Regions from separate parts of the Mus musculus genome. Here region 2 is linked to region 1. The links are chromatin loops, found by intact Hi-C in ENCODE. Cell type or tissue: gastrocnemius. All regions are shown on one strand. Each heading gives the region's core, and the rest is flanking DNA. Links, peaks and the distances in the headings are about the cores only.

The links. Peaks named below come from ENCODE experiments on the same cell type or tissue, not always from the same donor. Only the 100,000 strongest peaks of a DNase experiment are listed, where the experiment ranks them.
Region 2: it touches region 1 in a loop (3-fold over the local background); 2 of 42 quality-filtered maps call a loop at or near these places.

The regions. Positions count from the first base shown.
Region 1 is chr2:84,806,388-84,814,712 of GRCm38, reverse strand. It overlaps Ube2l6 (ubiquitin-conjugating enzyme E2L 6), which reads right to left. Exons shown (of 4, transcript NM_019949.2): 3 at 8,190-8,325; 4 at 4,710-5,708. The coding sequence ends at 5,557. It overlaps Smtnl1 (smoothelin-like 1), which reads left to right. Exons shown (of 8, transcript NM_024230.2): 8 at 3,174-3,537. The coding sequence ends at 3,318. Among named protein-coding and RNA genes, the nearest start is that of Ube2l6, 12 kb to the right of the region's middle. In gastrocnemius, for the core only: a CTCF peak has its summit at 3,680; a DNase peak (open chromatin) is centred at 3,641; H3K4me3 peaks cover 885 bases; H3K27ac peaks cover 844 bases.
Region 2 is chr2:84,665,895-84,674,219 of GRCm38, reverse strand. It overlaps Btbd18 (BTB (POZ) domain containing 18), which reads right to left. Exons shown (of 5, transcript NM_001145100.1): 5 at 5,439-8,076. The coding sequence ends at 6,029. It overlaps Selenoh (selenoprotein H), which reads left to right and starts at 3,512. Exons shown (of 4, transcript NM_001033166.3): 1 at 3,512-3,737; 2 at 3,830-3,975; 3 at 4,104-4,233; 4 at 4,823-5,005. The coding sequence starts at 3,634. The coding sequence ends at 4,204. Tmx2 (thioredoxin-related transmembrane protein 2) reads left to right here. Exons shown (of 9, transcript NM_025868.4): 6 at 614-720; 7 at 901-966; 8 at 1,067-1,196; 9 at 1,688-2,909. The coding sequence ends at 1,831. In gastrocnemius, for the core only: no CTCF peak of the experiment used is centred there; a DNase peak (open chromatin) is centred at 3,478; H3K4me3 peaks cover 1,508 bases; H3K27ac peaks cover 1,260 bases.

The DNA of each region.
Region 1 (8,325 bases), core at 274-8,273:
CATGTGTGTGCATGAACACACACAATCAGAGAAAAATTGAAATTCAAGCAGGGTAAGGGAGAGAAGATAGGCAGGCCTTCTTGTACTGGACTAGAGGGTATAGATTTTGATTCTGCATACCCTTGGACATGCCCACTCTCCTTTATTTCCCAGTGCTTCCGAATCCCATGATGTTTCCTCTTTTACAGAGATAAGAACTCAGGAACACAATCAAGTCCCTGTAACCTGTAACAGGGCTTAACCCACAGCAAGCACTTCAGAAACTCTTGGCTACATTGCTCTTGTCATAACAAATGACATCACAGTTACTATGATGTCATAACAAATGACATCACAGTTACTATAATATTTACTTTGGGATTTTCTGGGATATGCAGTGAGAGACCATTTTAATACAAAACGAACCAACCAACCAACAACAACAACAAAGCATGGTTGCCAGAGGGATAACAAGGGCATGGAAGTCCTACCATTCTCAACCTCACACCTTCACCCTGGGTGACGATCCCAGCAAGAAACTTCTAAGTCACCAATGGTGACAGGATTGTAGGGAGGGACTGGCCAGCAAGAGAGCTACGTAGGCCCCTGATGGACAGCCACGTGCTTTTTCTAAAGCCCACCCATAGTGGTGTGTGCCTATAATTTTAGCACCTCAAGACTGAAGCAGGAGGATTGCTGTGAATTTGAGGCCAGCCCATCAGTCAATCAATCAATCAATCAATCAATCAACCAATCAATGGCTGTGGATGTAGGTCAGTTTATAGAGGTCATTTACCCCACACAAAGGCCTGTGCTTGATCAACAAATGTGATGGTGCACACCTGTAATCCTAGCACTTAGGAGTTAGAGACACAAGAATCAAAAGTTTAAGTTTATCCTTCACTACACACAGAGATGGAGATCAGCTTGTGATACAGGAGAATTTGTCTCAAATACACACACACACACACACACACACACACACACACACACACACACACCCTAGGAATGTTGATGCTAAAGTATCTGGCCTGCAAAGTCTAACCCAGGCCTGGCCACCCACCAGTAGGAATGTGTGTCTCCATCAGGAACACGAAAGTAGATTGACCCATACTTTGCCCATTTGTATGTCTGGGGGCGTTGAATCCTCTGGAGCTGGAGTTACAGACATGGTGAGCCACCATGTGGTTGCCGGGATTTGAACTCAGGACTTCTGAGAGAGCAGCCAGTGCTGAGTGCTGAGCCATCTCTCCAAACTCTCTCAACAACTTTTTTCTTCTTTCTTTTTTTTTTTCTTTTTTTTTTTTTTTAATACAGCAGGTTTCCTCAAATGTTAGTTGAATGAGCGACATGCTACTCATATTAAGGGGAGACCTTCCAGTTAGGTGAAGATCAGTGGTGAACCCTCTCTTCCTAAGAGGTTCTCCGAGGCAGGTCCTTAGACACAAGGATGATATTTAAAAGCCACCAGATGGCCAGGTGGGATGCAATGTACCTTTAAATCCCAACATTTGGAAACAGAGGCAAACAACAACTACAAAATGCCAGCCAGATTCTGTATTCCTAAAGTCCTCTTCCAGTTTTATGTTGTTCTGCCATGGGATGGAAGGTAAAATACCTTGAAGTTCCAGCCCAGCAATACCCCAATGCTGAATGAAGGCTCTCTAAACCAAGTAAGCATCTGCAAAATGTTTGTCCAGACCCAGTCAATGAATCCTCATAGGTGGAGATCGGTAGGGTCTTCCCAGGTCCCTACAGGAGGACTGTGACAGGGTAGGTATTATGTGACACTCCTGGTCTAGCTAAGCTTAGAGGCAACAAAAGAATAGGCAGCTCTGCCCCCTGACGGACATCCCTAACCTAGAGAGTACAAACCTGGTTTCAAGTGAGGCAGAGGCACAGAAGAGCAGAGGATGGCCGCAGGCTTTGGGAGGCGCCAGGCCATGGAATGGGATTGAGGCTACGAAGAGTTATAGGAACAGAGAGTGGAGAATTAGAGTTGAGGTGCCAAGGTTCGAATCCTCACTCCTCTTTCTCAGCTCCATGGCCTCCCTGGAAGTGTCTCACAGGATCTGAAAGGTGGCCTCTGCCACAGCTATCACCCTGATCCCCTGATCTGGAACTCTCCTCTAGTTCTCAAAAATCCTTCCATGGAGGGAAAGAGTAGCCAGTCCAAAGCCCCAGCGGGCTTCATCAGTTACTCTTGAGGGAGCCCTGCTCTGTTCCGGGCTCCAGAGACATAAAAGGTTTGCTTTCCCAGTGTTAGGGGGACAGCACTAGCCCACAGCCATGGACTGAGGTGTGGATGCGGTGAGTTTGTCCCATTCTTCAAAACTCTCCGATCTGTGCCCCTCCCCCAGCTCCCATGCCAGTGGCTTGGATTTCAGCCCAGCTGTGGCAGCCCCAAGAGAAGATTTCCACTGGGGCCTTCTTGCTCCCATTGCTAGCACCCATGGTTGACTGGCCTCGGCAGCCCAGGCTGTGGAGACCTAGCATCCTCCGAGCCAAGCTGCCAAAGGCATTGGGCAGGCCTGGGTCAGAGCCCCAACTGTTACATTCTTTCACCTTGGGCAAAGCACCTAACCCTCTCAGCTCAGTTCCTCCTCTGCTTGTTAGTGATAAAGAGGAGTAACCGAGACCGTCATGCAGAACTAGCTGATAAGACACCTGGCACAGGGACAGGAGGCCCGAGCAGTGATTAGCCCAGCTTATCGGCCTCGGCAGAGCCCAGGGGTATCAAGTAGCCTCAAAGTACAGCTGATAGATTAGAAAATGAGGACTTGCTGGGTTCCCTGCAGTCCAGAAACACACCAAGCAGTCCTGCTTTGGGGCCTTTGCAAATCCTGTTTCTCCACCCGGCTTCCTTATTTACTCTTGAAACCCTCCGCAAGGACCCTATTAAAATTATCAGAAGCCCTCTCTAGCATTGAGTGGCCCTTTTCCACTATTCTTTTCTCCATAAGATCTCTCACCAATCTGATACACCCTCTGCTTCATGTATTTGATTACTGTTGGTAATCAAACAGGGTTTTGGCTATTCACTGCTAACAAGTAGAAGAGTGCCTGACACATAGTAGGTGCTTAATAAATAGATGATCTAATTGAATGAAACTGTTAGGGTTGCTGGACCCATTCATCTCCTTGGCTTCCTCTTCACCTTTGACCCTATGCTCCTCATTCCACCCTCCCCTCAGGAAACTAGCCGACTGTGCCCAGCTGCTGGAGGTGGATGACATGGTGCGGCTGGCAGTGCCCGATTCCAAGTGTGTCTACACCTACATCCAGGAGCTATACCGTAGCCTTGTGCAGAAAGGGCTGGTGAAGACGAAAAAGAAATGAATGGCAAAGCCATGCGGGAGGAGGAAGCGGAGCCCAGCTGCCAACCGTGGCCTCGGGGTGCTTTCGCACCACCAGACATAAAGCAGGTGACACCAGTATCAACCGCACCGAAAGTGCTTTTTCAAAATTCCTCTCATTCCTTGCTGCTCCCCGCACCCCAACCAGCCACACGTATGTTACAGGCGGTGGGCCAAAAATAAAAAGAAACCTGCATTTGGAGCCATGTGTGGCAGTTTGCCAGGTCTCTTTTGCTCTCTCCACTTCCTCCCACTGAGCGGGGAGTTGAGGAACGCCGACTTCTAGACAGGAAGTAGACAATCTCTCGAAATCTCACACAACTGTGCTTCTGGAGCCGGTCGGTGGGTGGCGCTCGAGAGACAGCCACTATTCTAAGTAACTGGTTTCCAACAAAATTGACCACTCCTACTCTGAAGTTTTGCCTTGTGTCCACTTGTTTCCACTGTATGGAAGCTCAGTCGGTGATAGTGGACTCGTCTGGCGTATATGAAGCTGTGGACTCATTGTCTAGCACCGGGGAAGGGAAATCAGACATGCTGCCAAGGATATAGAAAGAAATGCGGTCTCTGCTGATTGTCAGAAGGACGTACACAATCCACTAATGAGCTGTTGCCTTGCACAAAACAATGGTGTTCCCCCTGTAGACCTCTGGAAGGCCCACCTAAGGATGGCCTAATCAGGGCCAGCATTTCTTATACCGTATGGGGGAATAGCCACTAGATGCCGAGTCACACTCTTTGTTAGTCCCTAGCCAGCCTGCTTTCTGATGAAACACTTCATTCATGGGGCTCACAGGGTAAAAGGTGCAGGCCACCAAGCCACACAGGCAACCTTAGCCGAATCCTCAGAACCTTCCTAGTGGAAGGAGAAATTTATGTCTCCAAAAAACTGTTCTTTTACCTCTACTCCCAAGCCATGCTATGTTCGAACACTTCTACACAAACACACAAAATTATTTTTAATGTAACAAAAACTTTAAAAACAAACCCCCAAACCACCCCATCCTCTCATGGAAAACTTAGCTGAACTCTGGAATCTGTCTGTGAAGTTAATGGCAGACAAGCAGACACATTTTGTGGAGCACCCCTGGACAGGGGTTGGGGATACACAAATCCCAGCTTCAGGCCTGCCCCCCCCCCCCCGAAATGTAGCCAGTCAGGGAGCAAACAATTCAGAAACATGAAGTCCGACTTCTGGGTGGAGGTTAGACTCTTTATCTTGAGATTCATCAGTGGAAAATAAGATGTTTAACACTTAAATCTGGACATGCCTATGACAAGCGCCGTTGATCTTGAAAGACCCACAACGTGAGGACTCCCCCACGTTCTGACTCAGGAGGGGCGACACCCCAAAATCACCCACGAGAAACGGTCTTGCTGCAAATTGCAAGAGGATTTTTATTCAAGAGCGCTCTCGGGCCCACGGTCATACACCACGCAGGGGTAGAGGACCGTGGCGCCCCGAGTAGCTGAGTAAGGGGGTATTTAAAGGAAAAAAAACACAACTCAAGGAGGTGGGAAGGGCGTTGTTGGAAAATACCAAAAATACCAGATAAGAGTCACAAGGAAGTACAAAGTCACAGGTGTCACAAGGAATACCTGGTAATTGTTAACTCTCAAGACAGTTTCTAAGAGCCTCTAACAATAGCACATTTGCATTGCAGTATTCATTCAAAGAAAGTCAAGGTGACTTTCTTTGAATGAATACTCCTTGAACTCAGGAAGTGGGTGGGTGGAGGAATGTCACTATCTGTTTTATGATTAGCATACCTTGGAGCACTGAGTTTACTACTCTTTCAATCTCAATCACTCAACAGTAAATTTGGTACCTTCTGTAGGCTCTGCCTTCTGAGCAGAGTCCTGCCTTTCTCACCCCTTGGTGCCTGGGCCCTGGGGCATTCAATTTTCTGCCAATTGGCCTGAAAGGTGGCCTAAGACAGAGAGAGCTGGAAAGCAGGCCTGAAACTGTGTGTACCTAACTCCCACTGGCTCTGAAGCCAAGGAGGATGTGGGGATGGTACATCTACAGCCAGACAGCTCAGGGAAGGAGCACACATCACACAGGCCCCCCCACCTCCATCACATACATACACACCAGGTACAAGATTCATAATTAGCAACTACAAAGGAAAACTTAGGCACAGGGTGAGCTTCCCAAGGCCTCGGGCACCAGTCGGTGATATCCATCTGCTAAGCAGACGATCCAGGCTTCAGAACAGAATTAAGAGGGCCGGTCCACTCCGAATTTAAGGGTGAACTCTTCTGCCTTCTTCCTGAACATCTCCGGGTTCTGAGTCAGGAGGTCAGCAAGTTCCAGACGCACAGGCTCTTCCAGATTCGGTTTACTCACCAGCACATTGAGGGCCTCCAAGACTGGGGGAGAGGACAGAGAAGGGCATCAGGACCAAGGAGAACCATGGGAGGAGGTAAGGTCTACTCATCTCCAGATTCTCCTGAAGCCCCACAATCATCCTCAGAGTACCACAAGAGCATACCATCACTTAGGATGGCTCCACAGCCAAAGCAGGTGTCCCTCTCATTCTTGACGGGTGAGGTTGAAACCCTGACTCATCCTCTCCTTTTATACAGGGTCTTACTATGAAACCCAGGCTGCACTTGAAGCCAAGTTCCTCTGCCTCCCATGTGCTAGGATTACCAACGCGTGCCACCATACCTGTCCCATGGTGTTCAAACGACTATTTGCCGTGCTTCAAAGAAGCTCCCCGTGAGATGAACGGGATTCGTGATCCTCATTTTTACGCTTTCTTTTTTACTTATTCTTCCCTCATACAATACATCCAGACTGCAGCCTCCCATTTGTCCCGTCCACCCAGCCCCCCTACACGCCTTCCCTCTCTCCCAGATCCACTGCTCCTCAGTTTTCCTTCAGAAAAGAGCAGGCCTCCCCATGATAGCAACCAAACATGGCCTAACAAGATGTAACACAAATCCTCATAGCAAGGTTGGACGAAGCAACCTAGTAGGAGGAAAAGGATCCCATGAGCGGGCAAAAGAGTCAGAGACTCCCCCACTCCCATTGTTAGGGGTCCCATAAAAACCCCTTGCTAAACAACCACAGCACATGTTTGCAAAGGGCTTGGTGCAGACCCATGCAGGGATTGCAGCAGCATCCTTTTACACGATCAAGAGGCTTGCTACATGTCCTAGGGTTTCCGTGACTGTGATGAAAGACCATGGCCAAAATCAACCTGTTGAGGAAAGGGCTTATTTAGCTAACAACTCTCAGGTCACACTCCATCATTGAGGGAAGTCAGGACAGGAACTGAAGCAGAGTCCACAAGGGAGCACTGCCTCCTGGCTTGTTGTTGGCACCGCCCACAGTGGGCAGACCTTCTCACAGTAATCTTTACTCAAGAAAATGCCAGACAGGGCTGGAGAGATGGCTCAGTGATTAAGAGCACAGACTGCTCTCCCAGAGATCCTGAGTTCAATCCCCAGAAACCACATGGTGGTTCACAGTCATCTCTAATGGAATCCGATGTCCTCTTCTGGTGTGTGTCTGAAGACAGCTACAGTGTACTCATATGAATAAAAGAAAATGTCAGACAGACAGACTTACCCACAGGCATTTTTCTCAATGATTCTAGCTCCTGGTAAGCTAACATAAAACTAACCAGCACACTATACCTGCTACATTTAAATATACACTCTACCCATTGGCTCCTGTAGGTCCTTCACCTAAGCTTCAGTGTCTCGGTTTATTCCACCAGGCTAATGGGAACACCACCTCACACCACCTCACACCAACTCACACCACCTCACACCATCTCACAGGATGAGATGATAGTCTTCTTATGCCCACCTCCTCCCTCTGAGGCCAAGCTCGCCCTCTCGCCCTCTCGCCCTCTCCCTCTCCCTCTCCCTCTCCCTCTCCCTCTCCCTCTCCCTCTCCCTCTCCCTCTCCCTCTCCCCTCCCCTCCCCTCCCCTCCCCTCCCCTCCCCTCCCCTCCCCTCCTCTCCTCTCCTCTTCTCTTCTCTTCCAGACACACAAACACACACACCATAGCTAAGTGTCTACATCACGCCTACGAGAATATGCTGACCATCCAGTGTATCAGGAAGCATCTTTCCATCCAACAGGGGTTCATCTCACACTAACATTTAAACATGTCACTCCGACTTGTTTATTTCTTAAATGCATTTACTGGGGATGGGATGGGTAGGTAGCTCATCAGTTAACAGTACTGCAGCTCTTTTTAGACGAACTGCGTTTGATTCCCAGCATCCACCTCACTTGAGTTAATGTCCATAACTCAAGTCCCAGGGTTCCAATACCCTTTCCTGGCCTTTACAGGCACTAGACACGCACATGGTACACAGACAGACATGCAGACAAAAAAATATCCTTAACTGCTGAGCCATCTCTCCAGCCTCAAGAATGAACATTTTATTTACTTGCGTGTGTGTGTGTGTGTGTGTGTGTGTGTGTGTGTGTGTGTGGTCACACGGATGCTACAGATCTTGTGGAAAGGGCAGAGGACAACTCCACTTTGGGATCTGTGGATCACACCAGGTTTAGGCTTGCTCAGTGAGCCTTTTCATCAGCTAAATCATCTTACCCTTGAAGATGACCTTGAACTTCTTACCCTCCTGCTTCCACTTCCCAAGTGTTGAGATCCCAAGTGTGGATAATCACACCCAGTTTATGTGGTGTGAGTGACTGAACCTAAGACCTTACGTAGATAAGGAAAGCATCAAATTACACGCTGAGTTACACCCCCTTCCCTGTCTCTTCTCCTTTAAGCCTTTAAATCAAAATAAGCATACAACAACCCGATCCAATAGCCCCCTTCTAGATCGGCCCCTCTTCTGAGAGGGCAAGGCCCGCCCTACCTTGATAAGGCTTGGTGTAAGGCTTCCAGTTCTCATTGCTGATGAGGGGCAGGCACACCAGACCATCCTCCCTGACGTTGGGGTGGTAGATCTTGGTGGTGAATCTCAAAGTGGGAGGCTTGAATGGATACTCCCT
Region 2 (8,325 bases), core at 206-8,205, 140 kb after region 1:
AGTGGCACACATGCCTACACTCACACAATAAATACAATCAATTCTCTTTTTTTTTTAGTTATTAAAAAAAAAAGAAAGAAAGAAAAAAAGATTGCTGGGTGGTGGTGGCGCACGCCTTTAATCCCAGCACTCACTCGCAAGGCAGAGGCAGGCAGATTTCTGAGTTCAAGGACATCCTGGTCTACAGAGTGAGTTCCAGGACAGCCAGAGCTACACAGAGAAACCCTGTCTCGAAAAACCAAATAAATACATAAACAAACAAACAAACAAACAAACAAACAAAATACAAAAAAAAAATTGATGGCCATTACAGCTGGGAAATTCCAGCTCCTGATTAATAATATTTTACAAATACTTATTTTAATTCCCCCCACCTTTTCCCCTCCCCCGAAAAAGTGGTGTTTTTTTTTTTTTTTTTTTTTTCTTTTTTTGTGGTAAAGTGAGTGCCTCGGATGTATTAGGCACTGGATTCAATCCCTGGCACCGATAGACAAACCTGGAAAGGTTGTCAGGGTACCTGTATGGGAAAGGGGCAGCCCGGGGCTGTCACTGGTCCGAACCTTCTCAGATGCCCAGGTGACTTTACCCTCTTTCTCTTCCCTCTGTGGGGTAGGAGGAGCTGGAGCGAGACAAGAGGGTCACTTGGATTGTGGAGTTCTTTGCCAACTGGTCTAATGATTGCCAATCCTTTGCTCCCATCTATGCGGACTTGTCCCTCAAGTGAGTATGCACACTGAGGCGTATGAGTAACAGAAACGCAGTAGCTAGCGCCTTTCCTTTGTCCTTAAACTTCACACATCCAAAGTTGTTTTTCCCTTTCTTACCTAGGTAGCTATGCTTTGACTTCCCTCCATCCATCCCTTTATTTTTCCGTATGTTAAATACTATATTTTTTCGCAGGTACAACTGTTCAGGGCTAAATTTTGGGAAGGTAGATGTTGGACGCTACACTGACGTTAGCACACGGTATGTAGATGCTTGGGCTAAAGACCTGAGTGAGGATTCCTGGAGTGATGTAAGTGATGTATACAGGTGCACTACTCAGAGTCCTCGTCTGGCCCTGTAGGTACAAAGTGAGCACATCACCCCTCACCAGACAGCTCCCTACCCTGATTCTGTTCCAAGGCGGCAAGGAGGTCATTCGTCGGCCGCAGATTGACAAGAAAGGACGAGCTGTCTCTTGGACCTTTTCTGAGGTAGGTGAAACACATGGGCAGTGGTTTGGAGAAAGATACACAACAGTGATTGGGCTTTATTCTTAGTCTGGGTTTAATCCCGAATTCTGACACTGGCCCACTGTTTTTTGAGGATGTAGATTAGTTACAGGATGTCACCTATTAAGTCAGCAGGTTTATGTTATATGCTGCTAATGCTGAGGAAAAATGATAAAGACTTGGTCTGTGAAGTGCCTGTATTCATTCTGTAGCCAATTAGGTTCCTCATCGCTAAACTTGAGTAAGTGGGAGGCAGTACCACCTGGCTCATATTGCTTTACAGTTGCAGGTAGATAGAATTCTTGGCACAATAACTGGCCTCTAGTGAACACTTAAGTATCAGAAAAGAGGTAGGTTAGGGCAGGTCGCTGCCCTCTGACTTACAGGTTGTGCTTAGTTAAATACTTCCTGCTCCTGCTCTCTGAACTTTACCTTCTCACCCAGCCGTTGATGTGTTCATCTCTTTTGCATAGGAGAATGTGATTCGAGAATTCAACTTGAATGAGCTATACCAACGAGCCAAGAAGCACTCAAAGGGTGGAGACATGTCAGAAGAGAAGCCTGTGGACCCTGCTCCCACTACTGTGCCAGATGGGGAAAACAAGAAGGACAAATAGGATCCTGCATTGTTTTTGCTTCCTCTCCTGTCAATTTCAGGAACCTTTGAGGCCCAGTTCCAGCTATAACCACAATCCTTGCCTGAGGCCTTTTGATTTCTGTTTGGCTGTGCCTGGGTAGGGGCACTGTGCCTGCTTCTGATTTTGAAAGAAGCATCCTGGAAACCATGAAGTATTCTACTATGAAGGGCGCATCTGCCCTGGTCAGCTGTTTCTCGAAGGGAGTGATCTTATCGATAGAGGTAGAAATGGTTTCCCTCCAAGGTTGGGTCAATGTGTAAATTGCTATTCAACACTTGGATATTACCAGTCTGTGGTTTAATTATTCCTCCTAGTGAGCTTGCAAAGCATAGACTAAATTAAACCCTAATGTTAGATGTCAGTATAAAGCCCTTAGAATTTTTCCTCAAGGACCCCTTCTTCCTTTAGGCCTTTCTGTCTTGATCTGTGCATTAAGAAATTTAAGTTTGGGGCTGGAGAAATGGCCCATCGATTAAGAAAGAGCACTGGTGGCTGCTTTTCCAGAGATCCTGAGTTCAATTCCCAGCAACCACATGATGGTTCATAATGGGATCTGATGCCCTCTTCTGGCATGCAGGCAGAATACTATATATAGTAAGTAAATCGTAAAGAGAAAGGAATTTAAGGGGTTGGAGAGATGACTCAGTGGCTAAGAGAATTGGCTGTTCTTCCAGAGGACCCAGGTTTGATTCCTAGCAGCACATAGAGGCTAAACCACCTGTAACTCTAGTCTCAGGGGCTCCAACATCCGCCCTTGACCTTGGCTGGCACTGTATGCATGTAGTGCACAAACACGTGACGGAGGAACACATAAAAGGCTTGTATGTGTTATCATTTAAGGTCACTGTTCCCAATTAAAAGCCTTCAACCATGATTTTCATCATTGGAAATAGAATTGAATGGCCACCCTGTGTTGTGGGAACTGAGAAGGGCAATATAAACCTGAGAGGTTCCTTTGTGTGGTGGGGCCTGAAGAAGAAAGCCCCACGGCTGGACAGCTGTTCTCTCCTCCTATCCCACCGCTTCCCCTAATAAAGGGACTGTTCTTTTGATTGCCTTGCTGTTTTTCCTTTACTAGTGGGCAGCTGCCGGGGGACTGCTTTTTTTGTTTGTTTGTTTGTTTTTTTAATCCTAAAATTGAATATCAAACCCAGGGACTCTAAAAGCCAAACACCTCTAGACCTCAACTTCCTTTTTAAGGTTGTGGATGAGGGCCTTGATCAGTTGGAGAAATGAACCCTAACTCACCATCCTCTTGATTTCACCTGGGTGTCTGAGAAGATAGGCACCAGCTACAGCGTCTGGATTGTAAATGGCTCGGGTTCAAATACACTTAACCGGTCCGTTTTTGTTTCACCGCATGGAGATGTGGAGTAACAATGTCGGTGCGAATTAGAATTCTGTAGTCTATGTACAAACGCCCTGGAAATGTGGAGTAGACTTCCCTGAGATTGGTCTGGGGATCCTTGGGTAGGAGGTATAGATACCGAAAACCCCCAGCCAAAGGAGGCTTTCAAGACTCCTCCGTCTCCGCCCAAGACAGACCCCCTCAGTGCTGTACAATGTTGGTTTGATCCGGATTTCCGCGCCGACTCCCTTTTGATAGCGTAGTTGGGCTTGAAGGGCCCGCCTTCAGATCACGTGTCCTTCCCCCCACCCCCGCACATTTCCCTTTGCTGCGAGATTTGAACTTTGCATCTGTGATTCCCGGCTGCTGGTTTGTCTCTCCGGAGTTGCATCGCCCCTTATTCCACCAACGCGCCATCCCCGAAATCCGTGCCATGGCCCCCCACGGAAGAAAGCGTAAGGCGGGGGCCGCGCCTATGGAGACGGTGGACAAGCGCGAGAAACTGGCGGAGGGCGCGACCGTGGTCATTGAGCATTGGTGAGGGGTTGGGGAGTCGAGGAGGGCGGGAAAGAGTTGGCTCTGGCGGCTGAGACCAGAGAGACCCCATTTGCAATCGCTTGTGTCTGTAGTACGAGCTGACGCGTGTACGGCCGCCATGCTGCTGCCTTGAGCCAGGCTCTGCAACTGGAGGCCCCAGAGCTACCTGTGCAAGTGAACCCGTCCAAACCGCGGAGGGGCAGCTTCGAGGTGACGCTGCTGCGCTCGGACAACAGCCGTGAGTGGAGGCCGCGATGGGGGGTGGGTGGGGGTGGGGCGAGAAGCGACTCCCGGCCACCTGATAACTGAGGGGAGGGGGTACCAATGAGTACCACCATAATTTGGCTTTATCCCATCCTTTCCCAGGTGTTGAACTCTGGACTGGTATTAAGAAGGGCCCTCCACGAAAGCTCAAATTTCCTGAGCCTCAAGAGGTGGTTGAAGAATTGAAGAAGTACCTTTCATAAAGAGGTTGGGAAAGAGTCCTCATGTTGAGGTTTGCATCGTGACCAGGGCATGCACACTGGGATAGACAGGGAACGTCTCCTTACCATTTCGGTGTATTTTTCATGGGATTTGGGATTTTCGAAGAGGAGCTAAATTGTAGAACTCCTGCTGATAACACTCCCGACCCCCAAACAAATCTAAGAGCCATTTGTACTCTCTTGAGTTAGTTAAGTCTTAGCCTGAGGGCACAGGCAAGTTTTGTTTGCTAATTCAGTTTTCCACCTCTGGTGTTATTTTAATTCTATGAGTCTATTGCAAATCAATAAATTCAATAAAGTGTGGCTTACTTGTAGTTAAGGTTTTTCTCCCTTGTATTGACAGCCTCTTTGCTGTTACTTCACTTTACCTGGCTTTTCTGTGTTTTGTTAGTAATCTGAGATAAGATAGCCTCAACCCATCCCGCTCGTACCCCCACTTCTTGGTTACATGGATTTTATTTTTGTCCCGTGTTTCATGCATGTTGACTGATCACTGATGGAAGGTGAAGTTAATGAGCTCCAGAGTTGTAGGTGGGGATGGGCTTGTCTCCTGGTCCTTGTGATGGAACCCTACTCTGATGTTCCCTTCTCTGTTTGCAGCTTTCAGTCCCTGGAGATGTTGAAGCATTTATGATGGTGCATGGCCAAACTTAAGCTATGCACCTGAAGCCATAGTTTCTTCCTCACCAGAAGTGATGGTTCAGTTGTGAGGCAGCCCTCCAGCAAGACATTGTAAAAGTGTTTCAATTGTTTAATAAAAGGTCAAGTATCTGAGAATAAGGAGCAAGTTTAAATTTTGTCTTAAAGAATGGGTAGAACCAGCTTTGTGGGGCTGTTGGTCTGTATTTTTCAGAGTGCAAAGTAACTCGTGTCTGGAAATTGTAAGGCCTATGGTGAAACACTTATAAAACAAGAATGTTGCTAGGTTTGGTGGTGTATACCTGCAATCTCAGCACTTTGAAGTCTCACAGGGGGACTGGGCCAATCTGGCCTACCAGAGACCCTTGCTTAAAACAGAACCACAGCTGGGCGTGGTGGCGCACGCTTTTAATCTCAGCACTTGGGAGGCAGAGGCAGGCACTCTAGTTCGAGGCCAGCCTGATCTAGAGTGAATTCCAGGACAGCCAGGGCTACACAGAGAAACCCTGTCTCGAAAAGCAAAAAAAACAACAAAAAAACCAGCCAAACAAATGAAAACCAAAACCACAAAGCAAATCTGTTTTTTAAAAGCAACTACTTTTAATCTACTTCTCAGAAGTGGTCGTGGAAGTAACATCTTTCTAGCTTCTGTGGCAGCTTTTCCTTGACTTCCCATACTGGCAGTGAGTAAGCCCCATAGGCTGGGCTTAGAGGCACAAGCCTGTAACACTAGCTACAGGAGGCTGAGGCAGAAGTCAAAGTTCAAAGCCAGCCTGGGCAATTTAGAGATTCCACTCATTTCAGTGTTCTACTTAACATGGCTTCATTCCTTCTCAAACCTTCTTTGAATACAACCACAAACAGTGCTTGAAGTTCCCTGAATTTTCAGTGACTATAAGATATCTCATGAATTGAGAGGCTACTCATAACTATCCTTATGACCTGAGTTGGGTACCACATAGTTTTGTCACTGAAAAATGGATTACAAAGAAATTGCTTTGTTCATAATTTTCTAACCATGGTATTGCTGTTTGACTTCTGCCTGGTGCGGAAACCTGAGGAGGGGAGATCAGTTCTGAGGAGGTGCTTGCTTTTCTGCCAAGAACGCCTTCTGTTGATGAACAGTTATCACCCTCCCAGGAACTCTAACCTGCCCTCCTGCCTCCACTATGTTAGTATATCTACCTCAGTTTCTGACTCTGAGGAAGGGTCAGGCCAAACAGAGGGAACACTAGTGGGCCCCAGCTTCTTTTCCACTGTCCAGTCTACCACATCAATCTCTTCATCTTCAGAACTGCCAGGAAGTGGGTCCAGCTGTTCAGGGTTGGCAGACACTTCTCTGACTGCCTTGGGAACAGGACACAATACGTCATCCATGCCTAGGGACACTTCCAGACCTGTCTCTGCCCAGTCTGAGCATGGAGGAGAGAGATGATTATAAGATCTCTGCGAAGGGTCAGAGGAGTCAAAGTGGAGAAGTTTTTCTCCCTGACCATCCAGTGGCTGGGAGCTGGTAATTTCAAGGTCTGGAGTCCAAGAGCCTCTTAGTGAAAGTTCCTCTCTACTCACCTCAGAGGGCATGACAAGGGGGCTAAGGGGCTCAAATGATTCTGTGTTCTCAGAGCGCATGACAAGGGGACTAAAGGGCTCAACTGGCTCTTTGTTCTCACTAACTGGTTCCTTTTCCAATCCTGTGAGGTCTCTGGGCCAGAGTTCCATGTCTGGCAAACACCATTCTTCCCCTTCAATCCAATTCTTTCCTGTTTCTGACAGGTGATAACTTGGGGTTCTGCAGCCTTCAGCCCCAGGACTCTCCAAAGATCCTACTGGTGGCTCAACATCTGAGCCACATAGCATAAAATCAAAAATCTCTTCCAGTTCACTGGTAGCTGCAGCACTTGTGATTCGATACTGCTCAGCCTCACAAGGTTGGCCAAGCAAGGTTGTGTCGAATGTGTAGGGCTCTCTGCAGTCAATATTCAAGTCAGATTCCTTCCCTGTCAGCATTGGACTAGACCCAAACTCTGACTTCACCATAGGGTGGTCTGGGGAGTGGCTAGCAGAGAGCAGAATGTCTTGAAGCCTAGGGCTCTCTGGGGAGTCCTGACACAGTTGTATTCTAGCAGGTATTTCCTGCTCATTAACTGAGGACAGCAGAGTTCCAGAAGGCTCTTCTACATCTGAGGGTTCTAGGATCTGGGGGCTATCTTGAGTGTTTCTGAGGGGAGGCTCCTGTACCACCTCCCAGCAGGTGCCATTGACAATCTTCCTAAGTTTTACTCTTCCAACCTGCCCCTCCTCTACAGAGCTGGAGGTAGGGGCTCTGAGTTCAGGGCTCTGCTTCTTGTTCTCAGCCGGCTTCCCAACATCGGATGGGTCTGGAGTGCTCTGTAGAGGACGGACTTCCCCTGGTTTCTGCTTATCCACACCCTGTGCTTCTTTACTTACAGTTCTCTGCCTCCAAAGACGGCGGCCAGGGGCTGTGGGCATTGAGCTGGGACCACTTAATATGCTGGAAGGTGTAGATGTATAGACATGGGGTGAAGGCTTTGAGCGGCTCAGCCTGATCTTTCTGGGCAACAGTTGCTCATCCACAGAAGGGTACAAGCTGGGAAGTGCTGTAGGACCAGGGTTACTCTTGGTTTCCTTAGGTCCTTCTCTCTGGCTTGATGGAGATGATCTGCTTTCTTGAGTCAGGCAAACTCTGGCTTTCTTCTTGAGCTGAGTATCTGACAAGCTATCTGCATTTGGCAGGTTAGTCTTTTTGTGAGCCCCCTCTTCTTCCCCTAAGGACTTCAACCTCACTGCCCCAAGAGGACTAGGAGTCTGGGTGACAGGCAGTGGAGTTTGAGGGCGACTCTTGGGTCCCACCACTCTGGCAGAGATTGGCGCAGCAGCCGGCGGTTGTAAGCACTCTCTGTTTAGTCTTCGACCCTGCGGAGCCTTTACTAACTTCCCACCCTCTAGCTGAAGGGTTTCCAGCTCTGACACTCGGAGCTGACGGGCAGCAGACAGCACATCCTGGGCTTCTTCCTGAGATACTTCCATCTCTGACGTATACAGGAAGTCCACAAGCTTCCTTAGTGTTTGGATCTTTAGGCCTCCCATCTCCAGCACAACCTTCCGACCCTGAACCGGCCTTTCCCGCTCCAAGCGTTCTGTGAAGAAAGGACTGCAGGCAGACAGGATGCAGCAGTGGGCTGGGACAGCCTCACCTCAAAAAAAAAATAATAATAAAAATAAAAACACACTTATTATGCTTTTTCTCTGCTTTGGTTTGTTTTTAGTCCCAATAACAACAAAAATCACTAATTTGGAGAAAAAAAAAGCCTTAAGCAACAGCTTGAAAAGAGTGGGAAAATATGAAACACTATCAGCTAACCAATGTGTTTGGGGCTTTAAAAACCTTGTCTAAAAGTTCAGAGCTGAGATGGAAGGAATGACTGTCAAGAGACTGCCCCACC